Linked DNA regions of Mus musculus: all the other regions are linked to region 1. Evidence: chromatin loops called from intact Hi-C (ENCODE). Cell type or tissue: left cerebral cortex. All regions are shown on one strand.

Region 1 (2,500 bases):
GATTTACCCTCAGACCACGGTCCCAGGAACGCAGGCAAGGTTCTGCCTCCTCTGGCTCTCCGTTCTTACTGGCTCCGGCTTTGGGAGGCTCTCACATTCTTCTGGAGATCTGCTCCTTCCTCCTTCCTCTCTCCTCCCGGGCCACCGCGTCTTCAAGAATCCAGAAAATTCAAGAGGGGCAAAGAGAATAACAGCAGAGTCCTGAACCAATTCCAAGGGTGGATGTGTCCGGCCTCCAAAAGAGCCAGGCCAGGAAAACAAGGGCCAAAGCTTGCACAACCGGCTGAAAACTACTCGACCCAGGGGGTGCGACCCCGTCTCGCTAGCTCTGGTGCCCTCTTCCCGCCCTGCAAATGGCCAGCCCCCGCCCCCAGATAACAAGGGGGGGCGCGACAAGCAGCGCAAAGAACTTCTGGCCTCTTTCACTCAGTGCCTCTTTTGTTTGCCTAATTCCTCGGCAGTTTCAGAGTATGAAGCTGACCCGGATCAGAGTCTCAGAACCCCTGTCCAGAAGTAACGCTAGGAGAAACCTCCACCATCACCACCCCCCGCCCCTGATGTGCCCCGGAACACTCAACAGCAGTCAGTAGATAGAGCTCTGTCGAACAGATGGCGTAGTCGGGTGTTTGTCAGTCCGTCCGTAGGTTCGTTCTCCGCGATGCCCTCTGGATCCGACCCGAGAGGGACTAGCTGAGCCCCAGCTTCTTGCCTCTTTGCCCCTCACTCGCAGCCCTTCAGCGCTGCCAGCAGGAAGCCAAGTCCAAAACAAACATTCACCCTCCCTTCAAAAAACTAAAAAGAAAAAGAAAAAAGAAAAAGAAAGAAAGAAAAGAGAAGGGGGGAGGAGTCCAGGAGATGGCGTTCCGAGGAAGGAGGCTAAAGCAGTAGGGGAGGTGAGGGGTGGAGAGAGAGGGAGGGAGGTATGAGGGAGGGAAAGCAGGCTACGGAATTCAACAAACTCTACCGCACTTCCGTGCGTCCTGGCCGGTCAGGGACCGCACAGCTCCGCCCTCCCGCGGCCAGGGTGCCACCGCCGGCCTTCCGCTCACTTTCCTTCTGGCGGGCGCCCTCCCTCTCTCCGGTTCAGTCCCGGTGGCCGGGATCCAGGAAATGGACCCGGGAGTCGGGGAGCTGCGAGCTTTCAGCAGCCCAGTTGCCGGCGCCCAGAGCCGCTTCTCGCTCGGATTGGATCGCCGCGTGGGGGAGCTCGCCAGCCGCCTTCGAGCTTCGCCTCCTGGACTTGGTCATCCATCTGCCTTTTCCGTGACGCAAGTGCAGGAAAACTCCGAAAGTTTGCGGAGCGCAGTGGCAAGGAGGGAGCTATAAAGGCTAGGAGAACCGCCTCGGCTGCAGGGGAGCAGAGCTGCGGACTCCCTTTTCCCAACCTCCTTTCCCGCCACGCGTACTTCGATCTGTCTAGGGGCTAACACAGCTCCCGGGTTGTTCTCAGATGGTGTAGGCAGCAAATTGTGACCCTGGTATCCCGCAGGTGATAACCGATGCTGTAAGCAAGATAGGGAGAGGAGCCCTCCTGCCTTCCGCAGCTCCCAGAGTGTGGGGGTGGGGTGCCAAAGACCATGTAACTTCTTCAGTGACAAGTTGCAAGTTTAGGCACAGGCGGGTTCTGGGTTGCTTTGTCCTTTCGCGGGAGCCAGATCTTCCTTCCAGGCCAGCAGCAAATAGCAAGGAGAGAGGAGTGGTCTGGTAAATAGCCTTTAGGCTTCCAGGATTCGACCCTCCACATTAGGCAAAACTAGGTGTACTAAAGACAGGAGTTGTGCTGAACTCTGGAGCGAATATAACAGCTGGATTGCTGCTGTGGTTTTTAATTCACACTGTCTGTCCCATCATTAAGTTTATATTCCAAACAACAAATTAACCGAAACTAAGATTATCGTCTGGAAGGTCATAAGTATCTTCACAGAGAAGCAAGATGTTCCAGCCTAGTGTGGCCAGTGTCGTGCAAAATGCTTGGGAAGGCACTGATCCCAGCCTAAGTGGAACACATATCAAGAACCTTCCAAGCCGTGGTCACCCATTCCTTCAGTCCCAGCACTAACAGAGACAGGCAGATCTCATGAGTTTGAGGCCAGCCTGGTCTACAAAATGAGTTCCAGAAAGCTAGGGATACATAGAAAACCCCTGCCTCTCTGTCTTGTCTCTGTCTGTCTCTCTTTGTTTTTCTCTCTCTGTCACACACACACACACACACACACACACACACACACACACACACACGCACGCACACACACACACCTCCTCTTCCTCTTGGAGCCCTAGAGCCTTATTTACCCAATCTTGCTAGGGCTTCCTACCTCCAGGTTACTATTGTTCTTACTTATTGCTGATTAACTGGTATAAAGTAGTGCTGCTGAAGGTTGGGACATTTGGCTGTTTTGAGGGTCATGACTCCTAGACCTCTGACTCCAAAACTCATAAACTTTGACTCCCTATGAAGGATAACAGCTGGTCGTGATGACACACACGGGAGACTGAGTGA
Region 2 (2,500 bases), 290 kb after region 1:
CAGCCTCCTCTTTTGCAAGAGCCACACCTGAAGGACTCTCATCCCTGGTCCGGGACTGGAGGTCACAGAGCATCATCAAGGGCTCCAGAACCCCACACACAGCAGATACACTGTAAAGCTGCTCAGCTTTCCACAGCTGGTCTGGGAAAGAGATCTGGAGCCTCTAGTTTAGGGTACCTGAAACATGGAAAGTGGGGGGAGGGTGATGTGCTGTATTTACTGCTGTCCCCCTTAGTGCTATCAGAGAGAAAAGGACCCAGGGAGAGGCAATGACACCAACACAGGAGTTACCACACCAACACAGGAGTTACCATGGGTCAAAATGGGGCATATGTGGAAGGGGGTGAGGGGGGCGGGGGGAGGTAGAGGTGAGAGTAGTTTCCCTGGGATCTACTAGGGACCCATGAAGGGCAGCTTCTGAAGGGGAAGCATGCAGGAAATGGCGCAGAGAACCATGGGAGAGGGAGTGCGTGGGTCCTGTTGACAGGCTGACTGGGCTTGTGAAAGAGGTTCTTTCAGATGACTGCCCCTTAGTTCCAGTCCCCAGGACTGATTCTTAGCCCAGCCTAGCTTAGGAAAGAGACCTCGGTCTCAGGAAGCTAAGTGTGGCTGGCACAGGACGGCCACAGCAGGTAGGCAGCACATCTGGTCCTAAGTAGAGAGTAGGTATCACGGCTTTGTCTACGTCATGGGTTCCAGGACAGCCAGGGCCCCCGCAGAGAAACCCTGTCTCAAAAAACAAAAACAAAAACAAAAAAAAAACAAAAAAAAACAAACTAAACCAAACAAACAGAGGTGGAGGATACCCCCAGAACCCACAGAGACACTGCAGCAGGCTGAAGTGGGAGCCGGGGAGGGGGGGGGGGGAGATAGTGGGTGAATATTCACCTTCCTTTTAGCCAGGAAGAAACTGGATAGCCAGAAACTTGGTCTCTTCCTGCCCTCTGGTGGCGCTATGATAGAACGACAAGCCCAGGTAAGGGAGAACAGAAGGTAGCAACGGCTATTGGCACAATGGTCTTTGGCCACCAACTATCTCTATCCATGTCAGCCCAAGGGAGCAAGCTACTCATCTGCCCCGAAGCCCTTGATCCTGCCTCTAGCACTTTTCCCAGGTCGGGGATGCTTCCTCCTCTCAGCTGGGCCTGAGTCATTTACCAAGCTGCAGACTGTATAGGACCCATGGTTACCAGATTTCCACACTCTCCCCTGCCTCAGTCAGCCTGACCTTCCCAGATGAATGGGGGAGTGCACTGGGATTCAAAGTGACAGGGGCAGAGGGACCCTGAAAAAGATGCTGAAGAAACCCTCATTCCAACCCTAGGTTACAGAAGAAATCGGGACCCAATAAGAATACCAAGCTGGGGATGGGGGGGGGGGTTGGGGGGCGCATAAAGTGGCCAGTCCAAGGCAGGAACAGCATTCTGACTCCATGCACCCCCTTGGCACCTTTGCTTTCTTTTCTTACTCCCCTGTGGCCCACTGCCACCACTGCCACCTGACTCCCAAATTCCATTAACTTATGCCCAGAAAGAAGGATGCCTGGGCTTTCATACTGGATCAGACTGGCTTTGACTTCAGCAGCTCAGCCTAAGCTCTCCAGCCCTCAGATGTGCCACAGGACTGTTATAAGGAGAACAAGCTGAGTCTTGGGGGAGTTAAAGCTGGGCGTCCCTCTTTCCTGTGCCTCTGCTGTTCTCCTACCTGCTTCCAAGCACACGCAGCTTGCCATTGATGAAGGCCACTGCTTGGGCCAGCAAATATCCCCAGGACTCAGACTCTAAATGGAAGCTGGCTGTCATTGCCATAAACAACTGAACACGTGTATCCAGCAGGAACAGTTGCTGTGAAGAAATTAAATTGTGGAGCACAGATGGGGAAAGTTGAGGTATCCCTCAGAGTATTGAAACATAGCCCTCAGCCACGTGACTGGACCACACAGTGTACAGGGACAGAGGGGCAGAGATGAAGGAAGATGAAGGTAATCCAGATTCTCTCGAGCCGTGTCCTGGGGACAGCCAGGTCAGTGTGGCCAGAGCAGAAAGAGGGGCAGACACCAGAATAGGCTGGTGAGATGGCTTAGCAGGTAAGCACTGACTGCTCTTCCAGAGGTCCTGAGTTCAAATCCCAGCAACCACATGGTGGCTCACAACCACCTGTAATGGGACCTGACACCCTCTTCTGGTGCGTCTAAAGACAGCTACAGTGTACTTATGTATAATAATAAATAAATCTTTGGGCCTGAGTGAGCAGGGTTGATCAGAGCAAGCAAGAACAACCAGAGTGAGCAGAGGTCCTAAAAATTTCAATTCCCAACAACCACATGAAGGCTACAGTGTGTACTCAAATCATAAAATAAATAAATAAATAAATCTTTCTTTAAATACCCCTTCTCCCAGCTACTCAGGGTCGAACTCCTTTACCCCTGTGTGGGATACGAGTCTCGGCCCCAGCATGCTGGTTCCTATCAATAAACCTCATGTGCTTGCAGCAAGGACAG
Region 3 (2,500 bases), 280 kb after region 1:
CCGAAATACCTGTTGTCTAGTACTTGAATCCTCTTGTTTTATCTGTTGTAGCTACACCATCTTGATTGAATGGTTTAGTTAAGTTTGGAGCAGCACTGTCTGTCATAGTAGGTTTTAATTTTTCCAGTCGCTTTCTCAGTCTCTCCTTGGCTGATAGGGAACAAATGGCTCTTGTTTTTTGTTGGGGCCCAAGCAAAGCCCCTTAGACAGTTTTCTGACCATAAGGAATTGCCTCTAATATCTCTGGATGAACTACATTCATAAGCGTTGTGTGCCCATCTTCTGCATCTTTTACATATTCCAGGGTTATCATTTTTAAAAAATTTGTTTATTATAAAATGTGAGTACACTGTCTGCAGGCACATCAGAAGAGGGCATCAGATCCCATTACAGATGGTTGTGAGCCACCATGTGGTTGCTGGGAATTGAACTCAGGACCTCTGGAACAGCAGTCAGTGCTCTTAACCTCTGTGCCATCTCTCCAGCCCCCTAGGGACATTCATTAGAGAAAAATGTATCCTGTTTGCTCACAGTCCTTTAGGAGCTGGCTTGGTTCTCCACAGCCATAGCATTGGACAGCCTGAGCTCTCATATCTTCTGCCATTGTCTGTCCATCCACAACTAAATTGTAAGCATTACATCCAATATCTGAAGTAGTTTTAATCCACTCATAAATAGGTACAGATCGGGTACCAGAGATGGCTCAGTGGTTAAGAGCACTGACTGCCCTTCCGAAGTTCCTGAGTTCAAATCCCAGCAACCACATGGTGGTGGCTCACAACCATCTGTAATGAGATCTGACACCCTCTTCTGGTGTGTCTGAAGACAGCTACAGTGTACTTACATATATATAATAATAATAAAATAAATCTTTAAAAAATTGGTACAGATCTGGCTCTTAAAGATCTAACAGTCTTTTTGCATTCAGCATTAGCTTTCTCAGAAGCAAAAGACTCAATTATTTCTCTAGCATCTGTATCTGATATTGCTCTATTTAGAGCTGAAGTTAATCTTTGTTTTTTTTAAAAAAAAAAAGAAGTCAGCCAAAGGGTTTGTCTGAACCCTGGGTTATCTTTGTAAATGATCCAGATCATTTTCCCTTGTTCAACCTTGTCCCAAGCATTTAAATGACATTACTTTAAGGTGGCATCAAAAAAAACATAATTTGTACTCTAGTTCAGAATATTAACCTCCACCTAGCAACTGATCCTTGACAATATTAATATCTCTAGTTTGATTCTGTTGCTCCATAACTGAAGCCTCATCTGTCTACCATGTCAGCCACCGTAGTTGAGGGCCAGGTTCTAACATGGATGACATCAAATCTCTCTAATCTTTTGGAATTATACAATTTTTGCATGGCCCAGTTATTATCTGTTTCACGTAGGGTGAATGCATGCTATAAGACATTATTGCTTCATTAAGTCTTTTTAAGTCTAGTATTTCTATAGGCTGCCAGCAGCCAAATACTTCAAGCCAGTATGATTTCTCTCTCCTGGAGCTACTTCTCTTACAGTAACTGGAAAATTAGTTGTGGGTTTTCTAATGGGCCATCCTGTAGGTGGCGCCGTGGGCTCAAGATTGGATTTGTCTGAAGGTTTCTTTATTCTTATCTACAGGATCCTCTAATCTCTGTTCTATCACTTTTAATCTGGAATTCCATTTCTCAATCTTCTCCTTATCAAAGTCTGCTTTATTCTGATCTTTCCTTAAAGAGAGCATTGAAAATTGTGGTCATTACCAAACATATATTTCTATGCTGATATATGAAATAAAATTATACCGGGTCCACTTGCCCTCTGCCATTGTATATTCCACATCTTAACAAAATATATTTTCAGTTTTAATCTAATTCTCTCCTTCCTTCAGAGACTTGACTTTATTATTCTCAAACTAAATATTTCCCTTATTTCAACAGCAAAGTACACTTCTAACTGTTTCTACTTGTTTCTTTTACTGCTTTCAAACTTAATCCATTACCAGTTCAGAAGCTTGAGCCTGCAGCTTCTCAGTCAGACAGCAAATTCCTGAAAGTTCTCTCTCCGTGGGGCAGCAAGCTCCTCAAGCTAGCAGACACACCTTCTCACAATAACCGCAGTAAGTATTTAATTAACGCTTGCTTCCAATTTGGTTCAAAATTTTGGAACTGGTCTTTCTATCACAAATTTAACAGTTCTCTTCCCCCTTTCCTACTATACATACTTATGTGTGTACATGTATATGTATTATTTTATATATATAGTATATTACATATGTGTATTATATATACATAAATGTATAATATATGTATATTTTGAAGTATTTTGTATATTGCATATATTGTGTGTGTGTGTGTGTGTGTGTGTGTGTGTGTGTGTGTGTGTGTGTGTGTGTTTGGAGAAGGACATAGATCAGGTCACATGGGCTTCGCCCTCAGGATTCCAACTCTTGATAATGAGCAGTTAAGCAGTTCTCATAACCTTTAGGACAAAGATACATTGTATAACAATTTATGGCTCAT

Evidence for each region. Hi-C counts contacts between places; a loop is a spot of excess contacts. Peaks named below come from ENCODE experiments on the same cell type or tissue, not always from the same donor. Only the 100,000 strongest peaks of a DNase experiment are listed, where the experiment ranks them.
Region 2: it touches region 1 in a loop (2.2-fold over the local background); 2 of 42 quality-filtered maps call a loop at or near these places.
Region 3: it touches region 1 in a loop (2.6-fold over the local background); 2 of 42 quality-filtered maps call a loop at or near these places.

The regions. Positions count from the first base shown.
Region 1 is chr9:56,927,194-56,929,693 of GRCm38, forward strand. It overlaps Snx33 (sorting nexin 33), which reads right to left and starts at 1,178. Exons shown (of 2, transcript NM_175483.5): 1 at 1-1,178. In left cerebral cortex, a CTCF peak has its summit at 1,196; DNase peaks (open chromatin) are centred at 326 and 1,202; H3K4me3 peaks cover 1,817 bases; H3K27ac peaks cover 1,588 bases.
Region 2 is chr9:57,219,576-57,222,075 of GRCm38, forward strand. No RefSeq gene overlaps it. Among named protein-coding and RNA genes, the nearest start is that of Trcg1, 16 kb to the right of the region's middle. In left cerebral cortex, a CTCF peak has its summit at 962 (motif pointing left); a DNase peak (open chromatin) is centred at 959.
Region 3 is chr9:57,207,931-57,210,430 of GRCm38, forward strand. No RefSeq gene overlaps it. Among named protein-coding and RNA genes, the nearest start is that of Gm46115, 6.0 kb to the left of the region's middle. In left cerebral cortex, a CTCF peak has its summit at 1,552 (motif pointing right); a DNase peak (open chromatin) is centred at 1,554.